Linked DNA regions of Homo sapiens: regions 2, 3, 4 and 5 are each linked to region 1. The links are chromatin contacts, found by Hi-C or POLR2A ChIA-PET in ENCODE. All regions are on one chromosome and are shown on one strand. The core of a region is the stretch at or near the end of the contact, and the rest is flanking DNA. Distances in the headings are between cores, read along the strand shown.

Region 1 (2,667 bases), core at 54-2,553:
GATGATCTAAAATACAATCTCAGTCTCTTTTTTAAAAGCTTCCTCATCACCTAAGAGATAGAAATCTATGTCTTCATCTTGGTATAAAAACCTGTCTGTGATCTGGTCCCTGCTTCATCTTCCAGTTTTCTGTTTGTTTTTCAATTTACTTTAAGATTTTGTTACAGTGTGTAACAAAATGGTTACACACTGTGTCATAATGCTTAACATCATAGTCTCTGAAGCCAGGTTGCTTAGATGTGAATCCTAGCTCTCAAATATTTGCCTCAGTTTCCTCAAATGGGAAATAGATATAGGAGCCACTATCTTGTAAGATTATTTGGAGGACTAAATGAGTTACTACATGTGTGCTTAGACCAGTTCCTGAGACATATTAACTACTATTACATCAGGCTGCTTCTAATGTTTGCCTTTGTTCATTCTACTTCCTCTTCTTTCCTACCAAGTATTAGCTTAGCCATAGATCCTGTGTAGTTTTCCAAGTTTTTAGAAGCTGACACTTGATTTACTCCCCGAAACTGTTACCAATCACAACTTATTTCATGTTAGGGTTGATGTTATAAGCAGGTATCCTCTAGGCTCGGTTTTCTCTTTTAAATATAGAAAATGTAGTAAATATAACCACTTCAATTGTTATATTGCTGTGGGACAAAATGCAGTTCCTGTACCATAGCAGTAGGAGATCAAGGTAAGAGAGAACAACGATAACTCCCCAGTTTCTAGCTTGTATGACTCAGAATCCAGAAAATATTGTAGAAGTCTCAAATGCTTGTTGATACACACGCTTACACAAAATTGTAAATGTTTTAATTTCCTTCAAGTTTCCTACTGCCTCTTCAGTCCGCTAGCCTGATACTGCAATCAGTGTCGCTTCAGGCAACTTCTCCTTTCTCCGCCAAATTTCGCCTTTCGGTCTCACCCACCCATCACCCAGACAAATCCTCCAAAGCTCCGTCTTCCCTTTAAAAGACTCTCAGGGAACTCAACCCCAAAACCCACCCTCTGGGTTTCCCCGTCACCCTGGCAACGGAAGCAGGAAGAGGCGGGCTTCGCCATCCACCCTCCCCGCCCGCGGCAGGCGCCGGCCGCATTGGTGAGGGGGCGCGGGCTGCTTGGCCAGGGCAGTTCCCTCAGCTCCGGGTTGGAGCCGGAGCCGGAGCCGGATCCCGCGCACACCGCCACGTCAACCTAAACCTACACCGCCCTCTCCACCCCACCGCCGCAGCGCCCGCTGGGCCCGCAGCGGGTCTCCCCAGGCAGCGTCCTCCACGCCTTTCCCACAATGCTCCGCGCCAGGCCCCGCCCCGGCTCGCCGTGGAGACCGGCGCGTGAGGAACCTACCGGTACCGGCCGCGCGCTGGTAGTCGCCGGTGTGGCTGCACCTCACCAATCCCGTGCGCCGCGGCTGGGCCGTCGGAGAGTGCGTGTGCTTCTCTCCTGCACGCGGTGCTTGGGCTCGGCCAGGCGGGGTCCGCCGCCAGGGTTTGAGGATGGGGGAGTAGCTACAGGAAGCGACCCCGCGATGGCAAGGTGGGCATGGGCCCGGGGCTAGGGCTTTGCTGGAGCCGGTGGTGGCCTGGGCCCTCCGGTCAGGGAGGGGCGGAATGGCTGAGCGCCTGAACCTCCCTTCCTGTGCGCTCTTAAGACCTGGATATTGTGTTCTCGCTCCCCACCTTCCTCCTCCCTGTTATTCACACCACCCTTCCTCTGCCCAGCGATTCCCTCTCAGTTACTTACACTTTCTCCCTAAGTCCGACCTGAGACTTCAGACACCAGCAACACTTAACAGCCCTGTTCCCCCGTGTCTTCATCTTTACCCCTCTCCCCTCTCCCACTCTGCAGTGATGGCAATGCGAAAGCTTGCGCCTTGCATTTACCTGGCGCTTCCACCTGCCCGGTAGCTCGGGCCACGGGCAGTTCGGCCACACCCACGCTGAGAACAACCCCTGGGCGAGAAACATCTTATCCCAAAGTGTTGATTGAGACTATGCCCTCTCTTTTTCTGATGGTTGTTTTCTTGTTTGGATACTTGTTAATCTCTACATCATTATATTTTTCAAAGGTATATTTTTGTGGAATGAAAAGGAAGTATTAGAAATGAGCTGAAGACCATTCACAGGTAAAGAGAAAAATTTTTAAATATACATTTAGGATTAAATGAAAAACAGAAATGAGGTGCGAGGAGCGTTAGATTTTTCAAAGCATTACGATCTCTTTGGAACTAAAATATAGTGGTTGAAATGTGATATGATGAAGTAATGATTGTTTTTGCCCTGCAGAGAGTATGTCTAAATAACCGATTCCCTTCTCTTTTTGTGTTTTGTTTCTACTTACACCAAACATGAACTTTGCAATAAAATTACACTGGTAACTTACAATTGTTTTTCTACTATTTTTAAAAAATGGCCTCTACTTAAATTCAGTATAAGCACCTTCTGAGGAAACTCCGGGAAGAAGATCGACTGCTGTGTAGATTGTCTATTATAACAATATATTTCACTGTCATTTCTGGTAGGGTTATATGAGAAGTAAAAAACCCTATGTTTCCTTCTAGTCCCTCCCAAGGACATTTCCTACAAGTGAATTCTGCTGAAAATGAAAATTAGACAGCTTTAGGAGGTAAAGAAGTAGCTAAAAGGAAGAGGTATTACAGGCAACGCTATAACT
Region 2 (2,667 bases), core at 55-2,554, 1.6 Mb before region 1:
AGTCAGTTATTTTTGGATAAGTGTTGATGCATATCACCTCATTCTCATAGGGATTGAGGGTTCTACATACCATTTTTATTAGCATTCCCTGGGTTAGAAAATACTGTTGGCATTTTAGCTAAGTTGTCTTACAGGTTTTGATGATAATAGGGCTTTCTTACCATTTAACTTGTAGTCTTCCTAATGAAATTCTATGATTTGGTATCTTTTAACATTAAACTTGAAGACTTCATTTAAGGCATTTGGTGTTTAACTAAAAGCAAAATGGCTTCTTTGTACCTGTTTACACATTAGGAAAAAAAACAAAAAATGAGCACAGACTCCAACTCCATGGAAGAACACTGTTAAAAGAAGCATCTCTTAGATGATGAAAGCATTATAGCACTGTTCCAGTAAATAGCACCAACTGCAGCTGATTCTTTGGTTTTATTAGGAAAGATAGCACATTTTGTGATCTGCAACGTTTAAATCAATTGAACTATAGTGAAATCTCTCCCCTGAAATATCTATTACACAGCTTGCAACCTTTTGTTTAAGAGATTAAGTTTGCATCTCCTCATATTATCTCCTTGTAATTGGAAAACTTTCATTTTGACAGAGAAAATGTGCCAGTATCCCTGTGAGCCTTGCCACAAGCCAATGCAGAATGCCATCTGGAGGATGCATGCCCAAGTCATGCAACAGCCTCCTGTCGGGATGTATCAGGAACTTTGCAACAGAACAACTAATAACATCTTAAGCTCCATTTGTCTAGCTCGCTAGTCCTCTTGGCAGAGGTCATACCAGCAGTGGTTTTGTTGATTTGCTGCATCAAATGTAATTAGGCTAAAGCACTCACTGACAGAGCCTCTGATAATGGCATAAAAGCCTCAGGCTTAAATTTACCCATTGAGTCAAATTTAAGTGGATCAACAAAGACATACTAATTTCATCACTAGAACAGTAAAACAATTATTTTTAAAGGTGCTTATTTGGGACAACAAGATTTTCCTTTCTTTGGATCTCATAATTGTTTTATTTTAATTTTAATTTTAATTTAATTTAATTTATTTTATTTTACTTTTTAGTCGCTGGCTTCCAATGAAGTGGTTGATGTCTCTGACTAGGAAAGACAGTTTCATGTGTACACAAGCCATATATCCCTTCTGAATCTTACTCTCAAGTACCCTGTGGAAAATGATGAGATGTTTTTGTCAGGTTATATCCAAATAACTTTGAACTCTACCAGTTGCATACTCATAAGGGTAGCAGTAACATTATTACTGACCTTTTAACCCTTGCTTACTGGAAAACTCCAGTTGTACCAGTGGCCTCTTTATAAATGAGTCACTTTCAGGCTATGACTAAGATGAAGAAAGCATTACTTAGGGTTAAATTTAGGTCAAGTCTGGGCCCAGAGCACAAGACAGGCTTTAGTTGTTGTTAAGAGCCATAAGAAAACTATGAAAAGCATTTCTGCCTTATGCAGAGAAGAAACAATTCAACAGAAATAAGGTTTAACAGTTTCCTGCATAAATATTGTAAAGCAAGTCAGCAGGGGTCTGTGTTAGAGTGAGAGAGAGCTTGCAGGTGGTCTCAGCAGGAAGGAAGCACTTCCCTGGAATGCCTATATGGATGATCTGGATGAAGCTTTTTAAGAATTAGCAAAGAAATTAAGTATGATGGAATAAACAAGATAATAATAATATGTGAAATGTACTCTTTTAATTCATTTCTAAATTTTCTCTTGTGTTCACTGGTTTTCAAATATACCACCAGCACTAGAACTCCTAAGAAATCACTCTGAAATTTCCAGGGCATGGCAATGATTTCTGAGGATTTTGTACCTCATCGTGGAATTTGACTTAGTTTGAGTTCTAGGTATACTGCTTTTGATGATAGCAATAGGCACACGTGAGAATGAGGTTAAGTAAGTGTTTATTTGAGGATTTAATATTGTACACACTCTAGGAGTAAAGCAATTATCATGCTGTTAATTTCATATTCATGTATGGCTTATTTATTTGCTGTTTACCTCTCTGCATAATGAAAATGCCATGGAAATCTGCTTCTTCTAGCACTCTAATTTTAAATGAAGCTAAATGTTATGTATAATTTCAAGATACAGATTGCTAATTTCATTCTATTTTAAATACTGTATGCATGAGAAGCTTCTATGTTCTTGCAGAATCCATCTTTAACCAGAATCGAAGCATAATTTTCTAAGTAATTATGGAATAGTTAATACATTAAAATATGAATCAGGAGCATCATAGGCATATTTTGAACCATATAGTTTTCTAAACCTATATATATATGTATGTGTGTGTGTGTGTGTGTGTGTGTGTGTGTATTCCCTATCTCAGAGTCAACACCTTAGTTACTTTTCTGACAAATAAAATATAGTCATAACATAATCTCTCTTATTGCTCCTACTGATAAATTATTTGCATCTGGCTTACTTGTAATTTGGTGGCAAAATCAATGTTTGGTGAAATGATTCTGAAAACTTCAGGGGCACTATAGTTTTCATTTATTTACATGATATGCTATTTTTAAAGAACCAGTCATTGCCAGAATTCTACGTTAGTTCATCTTCTGAGAATATAATGGGAAAAAAAAGAAAGAAAGAAGTTCATATCTAATGTACATGGAGTTTTCTTCTCCAGTCTGATAATTCACTCAAGT
Region 3 (2,667 bases), core at 119-2,618, 1.4 Mb before region 1:
TTGTTTTAGTTCAATTAAAATTTTATAAAATGAAAAAAGAAAACTAATTCATAACATGGATGTATTAATTTATTATTTATTACCAAAATTGCATTTTATAAAGAAAAATAGCAATCTATGTTATAACCAAAGATACTCTGAAAAAAAAATCAGGTTAAAATATGGAAAAATATTTCAAACAAAAATATGTGAAAAAATGAAAAGTACAATAAAAATATCAACATGCGTTTTTATGAAGCTAGACAAGTTTATTTTAAAGTTTATGCAGAAAAATACATACACAAGAATAGGGCCTGGCATGGTGGCTTATGCCTATAATCCCAGCACTTTGCGAGGCCTTGGTGAGAGGACTGCTTGAGCCCAGGAGTTTATGACCAGCCTAGGCAACATTAGTGAGGCCCTGTCTCTACAAAACATTAAAAAAAATAATAATAACCAAGTGTGGTCCCAGTTACTCAGGAGGCTGAGGCAGGAGAATCACTTGAGCCTGGGAGGTCAAGGTTGCAGTGAGCCAGGCAGTGAGCACTCCAGCAGGCTGGGTGACAGAGTGAGGCCCTGTTTCAAAAAAAAAAAAAAAAAAAAAAAAACACTAAAAAGAAAAGCTGTAAGTGGGAACTAGTTATAACAAATGTTAAAACCTAGTATAAATCTTTTATACTTAAATCTTTTTATACTATAAATCTTTTAAACAGTGTGTCACCAGCTCATGATAAAAAGACTGATGAGTGGAACTGAATGGAAATTCTAGAAATAGATCCAGGTACATATTGAACTTGGGTATGTATGTGCATATCTGTACATTTACATCTATTTCCAAGTTCTCTGCCAAACCTGAAAACCCATTTTTGGGGATTTCTCTCCTGCACTGACTTGGTGTTACTGTCCTGGCAGGTGAACCTTGATTTTATTCCATGCTTCTAGTGATAGATTTTACCAGCATTGTTCATTACAACTTTCTGTATTGATGGAAATGTTCTAAAATCCGGGCTGTCCATTAGGGAAGCCACTGTCCATATGTGACTATTGAGCCTTTGAATTAGGCCAATGTGTGACTGAGAAACTTAGTTTTAAATTCTATTTAATTTGAATTAATTTATGTTTAAATAGTCATACAAGGTGTGTGGGGACGCTACTGGATGATCCTGCCCTATACTCTAAGCTCCTCCAGGAGAGGTCCAAGTCTGTTTAGTTCACATCAATGTCTAGTACAGTGCCTGAGGGATGACTAGTCTTTTTATTTCCAATCCGTATTAATTCTATTACATATGTATAGTAGGAGGGCTGGTTGCACCCTGATGTTCAGCTCCAAACCAGAAGATTAAATGCCCCAGTGCTGGATGTAGATGCTTAGAAGAAGCAGAAGCAGCTGCTAAGGGTGGGGCGTGATCAGGGAGGAGAACTGCAGCTTGTAATCGGTATTTCTTGCAAAGGCTTTTCCCTCTGCAAAAGTTCACTCTAATTTACATAAACCTCGGAGTATTGTTTTTAGATAATAGGGAGTAAAAAACAAAAGCAGACATAAATATATTTATCCACCTGCCTCAAGAAAATGATAGCTTTCTTAAAATAGTATTTTCAGCCTTTCTCTGGAGAAATATGTCTTTGAGGAAACATACACTCTCAATGGTTTAAGTAAACACGTCTCAGGAAAGCAGAACATCAGATGGAGGGCTCAACAGCAACAAAAGGAGGAAATCAGAATTTTATAAGAATTTCTGGTAATCTAAAGATTGTTTAAATCAGATCTTCATAGACAATTTTGGGCAAAGTCAAATAAAATGTTAATGCTGGTATAGAGAGAGCAAATGTTCTATGGGGCCATAAATGACTGACTGGACTTTCAGCTTTCCCAGTCCCTCAGCCGAGTAAGGAAAGCTACTCAACTTCTCTGATCATTAGCTCGTTTATCCGCAAAAGAGAATTGTATTGGGTAAGTGTGGTTTGCGGGGATGGAAATGTGGGTCAATGGTCAGCAGAGGTGAATTCCCCTCTACTAGTGTTTCCTGTCACACTATAGCTACCCCAAAGAGGTTGTCGTACAGGGTTAAACAATGTGAGAGCTGGAGAAGGTTCTAGAAATCACCCAATCAAATGAGGAAATCGACTAAAGAGGCAAAGACAAAAGTGATACCAGCAGCAGACTCTAAAAAAAGAACATGGCAAAAGTCACCAGGCTCACACCTGCTCCATGCTCTGGGTCACCATCTTCGAAATCAGGACTCTGCTGAAAGTTCAGAGATGCTAACACTCAAGTGCATATTTCAAGTACAGCTTTCTCACGCTGTGATTTCCATTATTTGTTTTTCTTTAGTTTGTTAAGTGTGTTGCCAGAGTGATGAGATTTCTTTATTCGAGCAAGTGATTACAATCACTTTACATTAAAAAAAAAAAAAGTCTCAACATTATATAGTAGGAAGACCAGCTTTTTGCTCAGTCTTCTACAGTTTTCTCTCTTTCAATGAGGCACTTTGGCGTATCTTAAATTTCAATGAACACAAACAACTTTCAGGGTTTTCTTTCTTTCTTTCTTTCTTTCTTTCTTTCTTTCTTTCTTTCTTTCTTTCTTTCTTTCTTTCTCTCTCTCTCTCTCTCTCTCTCTCTTTCTTTCTTTCTTTCTTTCTTTCTTTCTTTCTTTCTTTCTTTCTTTCTTTCTCTTTCTCTCTCTCT
Region 4 (2,667 bases), core at 74-2,573, 1.3 Mb after region 1:
TGCCTCAGACTCCTGAGTAGCTGAGATTACAGGAATGCACCACTACGCCTGGCTAATTTTTAGTATTTTTAGTAGAGACAGGGTTTCATCATGTTGTCCAGGTTGGTCTCGAACTCCTGACCTCAGATGATCCACCTGCCTTGGCCTCCCAAAGTGCTGGGATTACAGGAGTGAGCCACAGCACCCAGCCTAAATTGTATTTTGAAATTCCTTAAGTGAGTTTTTTAAGCCTAGAAATTCTGATTCATTTCTTTTTAAGATGTTTATCTCTTCCTTCATTTCCTGGATTGCTTTAGGAGTGTCTTTGTTTGATTATCAACCTTGTCTTGGATCTCATTCAGCTTCCTTGCAATCCATGGCTTGAATTATTTGTCATTTCTGAGTTTCCATTTCAGTTAGGGTGCATTGCTGAAGAGCTAGTACAATCCTTTCTTGGTGTCACTGCATTCAGATCTTTCATTTGGCCAGAATTCTTGCACTGGTTTCTTCTCATCTGGAGATCCTGGCACCTCTAAGTTTTGTAATTATTTTTATGTGGGTAGGATTTTTTCTTTTTCTTCCTTTCCCTACAATGTTATTATTATTTTCTTCTTTCTCTTTCCTTTCCTCTCTATTTCTAGGAGTTGTAAGGCATGCTGGTAGGGTCTCTTGGCTTTGTTTCTATAGCGCTATGCATTTCTTTCAGCAGATTTTATATTAGGCTGTGGAGTTTGACATGTAAGCCCATGGATGGTGCTTATTGGTAAGAACAGACTGTGGCCAACGTGGCTGGGTATATACATAATCCTTATTTACTGGCAGCTCTCTGTTGCCTCAGGCATTGGGATGATTTGTGGAGTATACAGTAGTTTGAGCTCCCTGTTGTGCCCTAGGAGCAAGAGACTGAAGGGTGGGACCAAAACAGACAGGTTGACCTATGGGTCCCCCATGCCAGGCAGAGGCACCAGCAACAAGGGGAGAATCCAGTGAGTAGCCACCAAGCACCCAAAGGTGTACCTAGGTGTGGAGGTAGGAAGCCACCTACTTCAGCTCCAAGTTCTCTGCACAGGAGTAAGGGATGGCCTAGATTTCTAATCTAGTAGAGTGGGTGCTCCAGATGTCTGGAGATCTGCCTGGGCATGTAGCAGAGTGGGTCCTGCTGCACCAATATTTCTGCACAGGAGGGGCTGGGCAACTCAGACTGCTGATTCAGGTGATCTTGTGCTCCAAATGTCTCGAAATATGCCTTGGTTTGGAGTGGAGAAGGCCTCACTACACCATAATCTACATTTGGGAAAAGTGGGGCAGCTCAGGCTGCTGAATCAGGCAAACAGGTGCTTCACAAGTCTGGAGATCAGCCTGGGCATGGAGCAATGAGGGCCTCTTTGCATCAGAAACTCTGCACAGAAGGGTGGGGCAGGTCAGATTGCTGATCCAGATGAGCAGTTCTCTGAATGACTGGATTTCTGCCTGAGCGTGGAGCAGAAATGATCCCCCAGCACCAAGCAACTCAGGCTGCTGGACTAAACAAGCAGGTGCTCTGAATGCCTGGAAATCTGCCTGGTTGTGTAGTAGAAAGGATTCCCCTGTGGCTGGATCTCTGCACAGGAAGGGTGGGACAGCTCAGCATGCTGATTCAGTCAAGGTAGTACTCCAAATGTATAGGATCTGCCTGGGAATGGAATAGAGAGGGCCCCCCACACCACAATTTATGTCCAGGAATGGTAGTGTGGCTCAAGCTGCTGAACCAGGGTAACAGGTGTTATGGATGCCTTGATATCTGCCTGGGCATGGAGCATAGAGCCCCACTGCACAATCTATGTCCAGGAAGGGTTGGGTAGCTCAGGCTGCTGGTCCAGGCAAGAACATGGTCCAAATTCCTGGATTTCTCTCTGGGGGTAGAGCAGAGGGGAGCCTCTACTGCACCATGATTTCCAAGGAGCAGCATGGGCTACTCAGCAAAGTCACACACAGATGAGTTCCATGTCACCAAACTGGGCCTTGGTGCAAGTCTTGTTACCCAGGAGAAACCACAGCCGTAGGAGTTCTCTTCCTGCCCTAGGCCTGCTACAGGGAGGGCACAATTTTAGCCATACTGCTGAGGCACTTTCTGGCTGTGGAAGTCCCTACCCCACTCCAAAGCAGATACTCTAATCTCTGGTCTGAGACTAAAATGTTTGCACAGCCACACTGCCAGGTAACCAAGGAATGAATAATGAAATAATGAAAGCATCATTATCTGCAAGTAATGTGATTTTATATGTAAAAATTTCAAGACTCTACAGCAAAACTATTGAAATTGTTAAGTTAATGTATCAAGTTGCTGGGCTCCATTATGTATTACAATATGTTATATGTTTATACACCAGCAATAAATTTGGAACTTGAGAAAATAAGGTATTTTGATTTTGCCAAAAAATCAAAATATATAAATTACCTAAGAATAAATCTAATTAAACATGTACAAGACCTCTAAACCGAAAACTACAAAATATATTGGGGAGTAAAGTAGAAAAGTATCTTCATTATTTTGGGTTAAAAATTTTTCCTAAATGGGACAGAAAACTACTAATCATGAAGGAAAAAAATTACAAATTAAACTATGTGAAAATGAAAAACCTATACTTACCGAAAAATGTCATTTACTGAGCAAAAATGCAGGCCAGAGAATAAATGGAATTATTTGCA
Region 5 (2,667 bases), core at 71-2,570, 1.1 Mb before region 1:
CTATTAATTCCTAAAATAAGACAAAAATACTTAATAAAGAACCAGAGTTATCAAAGTTAAGTTTTCTGATAGGTATCTAGATCCCTTAGAAAAAATATTTAGCATGAAAAAACAAGCAACCCCTTATTACTGCCAAGTTTTAAAAACAAAAAAGCAATTCAGTCTCTATCTCATGTCTACTCCTTATATCTACAAACTTAAAGTCAATAGAAAAATCATATTTGAGAACTGGTAAAAAATCTTTTCTAAATTAAAACTCTAAATTAATAGTAGCATTGAAAATAAACACCGACCCTTTTGCTCAGAACTTAAATCAGTTTGCCTTCCAGAAACAAGTCATCAGTGATAAAATCAGACAGTGGACCTGAAAGCAGCAGCCCGTATGACACTAGTTTGTTTTGAAAAGCAAGCCCATTGCCTTATCCTAGACTTGAACTCAGAGTGCTGTCTCTCATCCCCATCGGGGCACAGAGCTTCATCATCTCACAAGAGAAAGGAAAATGCAAAAAAGCAGGTGGCCCAGGGGATGACAACCAGTAAGGAAAGATGAAGCCAAGACAAAATTCACCCTATGAAACTGCCAAATGATGCAGTAAACCTATCTCCCATGAAAGGAACTGTAACAATAAGATGACCTTAGTCACTAGGTTAGGAAGGTAAGAAAAAAAAGCCTTTAGATTGCAAGAAAATTGATAAAAAGGGAACAGCTTAATTTTTTTCATGAGAAAACAGACACACATCCTAACCCTCTTGACTAAACAATTAACATTTTTAGGTGACCTAGAAATAAAGTATAATGTAAGGACTTATGTAAAGTCATTAGGTACAAATAACTCTCTGGAAAACATTTTTAAAATGCTCCAACACAAGGCATCAGGTAGTCATGACCTTGCTCTGCTCTCATCCAATTATGACAAACTGTTTAATATGAAAGCTATATTGAGACACCTAAATCCCCTAAACTCCTTGAAAAAAAAAGATGAATTTCAAAGTGGTAATTATCACTTATTCATAACTTGACAACAGTGTAAGCATCCCCCAAGTAGACAATCCAAGATTAAAATATAGGTATAATTCAACATTAATATGCAACTGACTTGGTTCTCAGTCCTTTGGTAACTTCCCAATTCATACTCTAGAGTACAGACCTTTTTAGCACGCCAGTTTGCAATGAACCAGCAATGTAAAACAGAATGGCCAACTGTTCCTCTGTTGGTAACAAATGTGCTAATATATACTAGTTTAAACTTGATCTATCAGTGAGTCAATGAACCGTGAAGGGTGGGGGTTAATCAGGGTGTTCTCCAAACAAAGGCTCATGAGAGCGGCAGGGACGCCACTCCCAGACTCACATCTGTGCTGTTTTGAGTGCAGCATGATGGAAATGGCATGGTGTTCATCAAAGTTAAGAGCCCAGAACCTTGTCATACTCTTGTGTATATTCACCACTATTTTACACAGAAAAGCAACCAAGTTGTTGCAAAGATAAAACCCAAACACAGGAAATAGAAACCTCAGTTAACCACAAGTCTCAGGAGCTATTAATATTAAACTATGCCCAGTTAATGTGTAACAGTGATGGTAAAAGCCTTTCCTACATAAGATTTGACAACTTTCCAGTAGAGGTCTGAGTTAGAGATATTTTATATTGGCAATTTATATTAAAATGCATCAATTTCACCTTATTATCCACAAAAGCTTATAGATGCAGATCTTTACATACACAGATGAAAATAATTTTAATGCCGTAAGTCAAAGTAAAAACAAAGCCATGTAACTTCTAAATTTACATGCAGCCCAGCAATGTAAACATATCTCTGTTTCTAATAGCTAAAACTGACTGAACAGTAATTAGCAGAATCACCTGCTGCCGGAATAATCACCTCAATACTTCAGAATTTAAATGATAAAAGAGCTAAGACTATTTAAATAGAGAGCAAGAGAACAGCGAAGAAGAAAAATTCAGCCAAATGTGTCATCCATATATCTTTATCATTTTTTATCCTGATATAATGAATTTTTACTCATTTTAGAAGATGCTATAGAGTAGACCTATTTAACTATATCACTTTTCCTAATTAAAAATCCAGACTAAAAAGAGATATACGTAACTGGCTTTAGGAAATTCTTTTTCCCTACTCTACATAGAAGTCAACCACAAAATTAGTTAAAATAATTAGCATTTAAATACAATTAACCTCATAAAAAATCCAATTCAAATGATAGTTGTATATTTAATCCTTCATGAACTAGAAAATTATAAAATTATTAGAGAACACTTTTATGAATATGTTTTACCTTAATGATTTTATCAATTAAAAAGCTTTTTCAAAGTATCCTTTCTGGATCATATGTAAGTAATTAGGTGTGGCTTTTAAGATAAATTTTTAGTTATTTGCAGGGCCTCCAAAAAAAATAATTTTTAGCATTCCAAGAACATATGTTCCATTATAAAGAGTCGTGAAAAGACTTGTGTACTATATGTTGAAGACCAATTAGAGAGTTTAAAATTTTTAATTAAAAATAAACTGTATATTTATCATGTACATCATGTTGTTTTGAAATATATATACATTGTGAAATGGCTAAATTGAGCCAATTTACATATGCATTATCTCACATACTTATCATTTTGTGGTATGAACAGAAAATCTACTCTTAACAATT

Evidence for each region. A loop is a pair of places that touch in the nucleus more often than their neighbours do. ChIA-PET counts read pairs that join two places held with the same protein, here RNA polymerase II (POLR2A). Pooled maps may share reads with other maps.
Region 2: a pooled map shows a loop between it and region 1 (2.9-fold over the local background). The contact joins the enhancer-like site here to the promoter of DNAJC10 in region 1. A Hi-C loop is called at or near these places in 2 of 50 pooled maps.
Region 3: a map of B cell shows a loop between it and region 1 (21-fold over the local background). The contact joins the enhancer-like site here to the promoter of DNAJC10 in region 1. A Hi-C loop is called at or near these places in 2 of 168 maps with a recorded cell type or tissue (B cell and OCI-LY7), 2 of 37 single-sample maps with no recorded cell type and 7 of 50 pooled maps. POLR2A ChIA-PET finds 5 or more read pairs at or near these places in 1 of 52 experiments (B cell).
Region 4: a map with no recorded cell type shows a loop between it and region 1 (4-fold over the local background). The contact joins the enhancer-like site here to the promoter of DNAJC10 in region 1. A Hi-C loop is called at or near these places in 1 of 168 maps with a recorded cell type or tissue (psoas muscle), 4 of 37 single-sample maps with no recorded cell type and 3 of 50 pooled maps.
Region 5: a loop to region 1 is called in a pooled map, with 5 times the contacts of the local background. The contact joins the enhancer-like site here to the promoter of DNAJC10 in region 1. A Hi-C loop is called at or near these places in 4 of 37 single-sample maps with no recorded cell type and 2 of 50 pooled maps.

What each region holds. Positions count from the first base shown.
Region 1 is chr2:182,714,954-182,717,620 of GRCh38, forward strand. It overlaps DNAJC10 (DnaJ heat shock protein family (Hsp40) member C10), which reads left to right and starts at 1,304. Exons shown (of 24, transcript NM_018981.4): 1 at 1,304-1,530; 2 at 2,063-2,119. It also overlaps a transcript of PDE1A not described here. RefSeq lists enhancers at 787-936, 957-1,026, 1,371-1,975 and a silencer at 1,537-1,696.
Region 2 is chr2:181,105,692-181,108,358 of GRCh38, forward strand. No RefSeq gene overlaps it. Among named protein-coding and RNA genes, the nearest start is that of LINC01934, 17 kb to the right of the region's middle. RefSeq lists an enhancer at 1,284-1,785. Within about 2 kb of position 1,305, at least 5 of the 41 ENCODE cell types and tissues checked have a DNase peak (open chromatin) inside an H3K27ac peak, as active enhancers do.
Region 3 is chr2:181,310,668-181,313,334 of GRCh38, forward strand. All of the region lies in intron 3 of LINC01934 (long intergenic non-protein coding RNA 1934), which reads left to right. Among named protein-coding and RNA genes, the nearest start is that of MIR4437, 6.3 kb to the left of the region's middle. RefSeq lists an enhancer at 2,201-2,250. Within about 2 kb of position 1,369, at least 7 of the 41 ENCODE cell types and tissues checked have a DNase peak (open chromatin) inside an H3K27ac peak, as active enhancers do; they include B cell and OCI-LY7, where a contact is called at or near this core.
Region 4 is chr2:183,991,833-183,994,499 of GRCh38, forward strand. No RefSeq gene overlaps it. Among named protein-coding and RNA genes, the nearest start is that of MIR548AE1, 390 kb to the right of the region's middle. Within about 2 kb of position 1,324, at least 2 of the 41 ENCODE cell types and tissues checked have a DNase peak (open chromatin) inside an H3K27ac peak, as active enhancers do.
Region 5 is chr2:181,585,476-181,588,142 of GRCh38, forward strand. The region is part of intron 2 of CERKL (CERK like autophagy regulator); the gene reads right to left. Among named protein-coding and RNA genes, the nearest start is that of CERKL, 70 kb to the right of the region's middle. Within about 2 kb of position 1,321, at least 2 of the 41 ENCODE cell types and tissues checked have a DNase peak (open chromatin) inside an H3K27ac peak, as active enhancers do.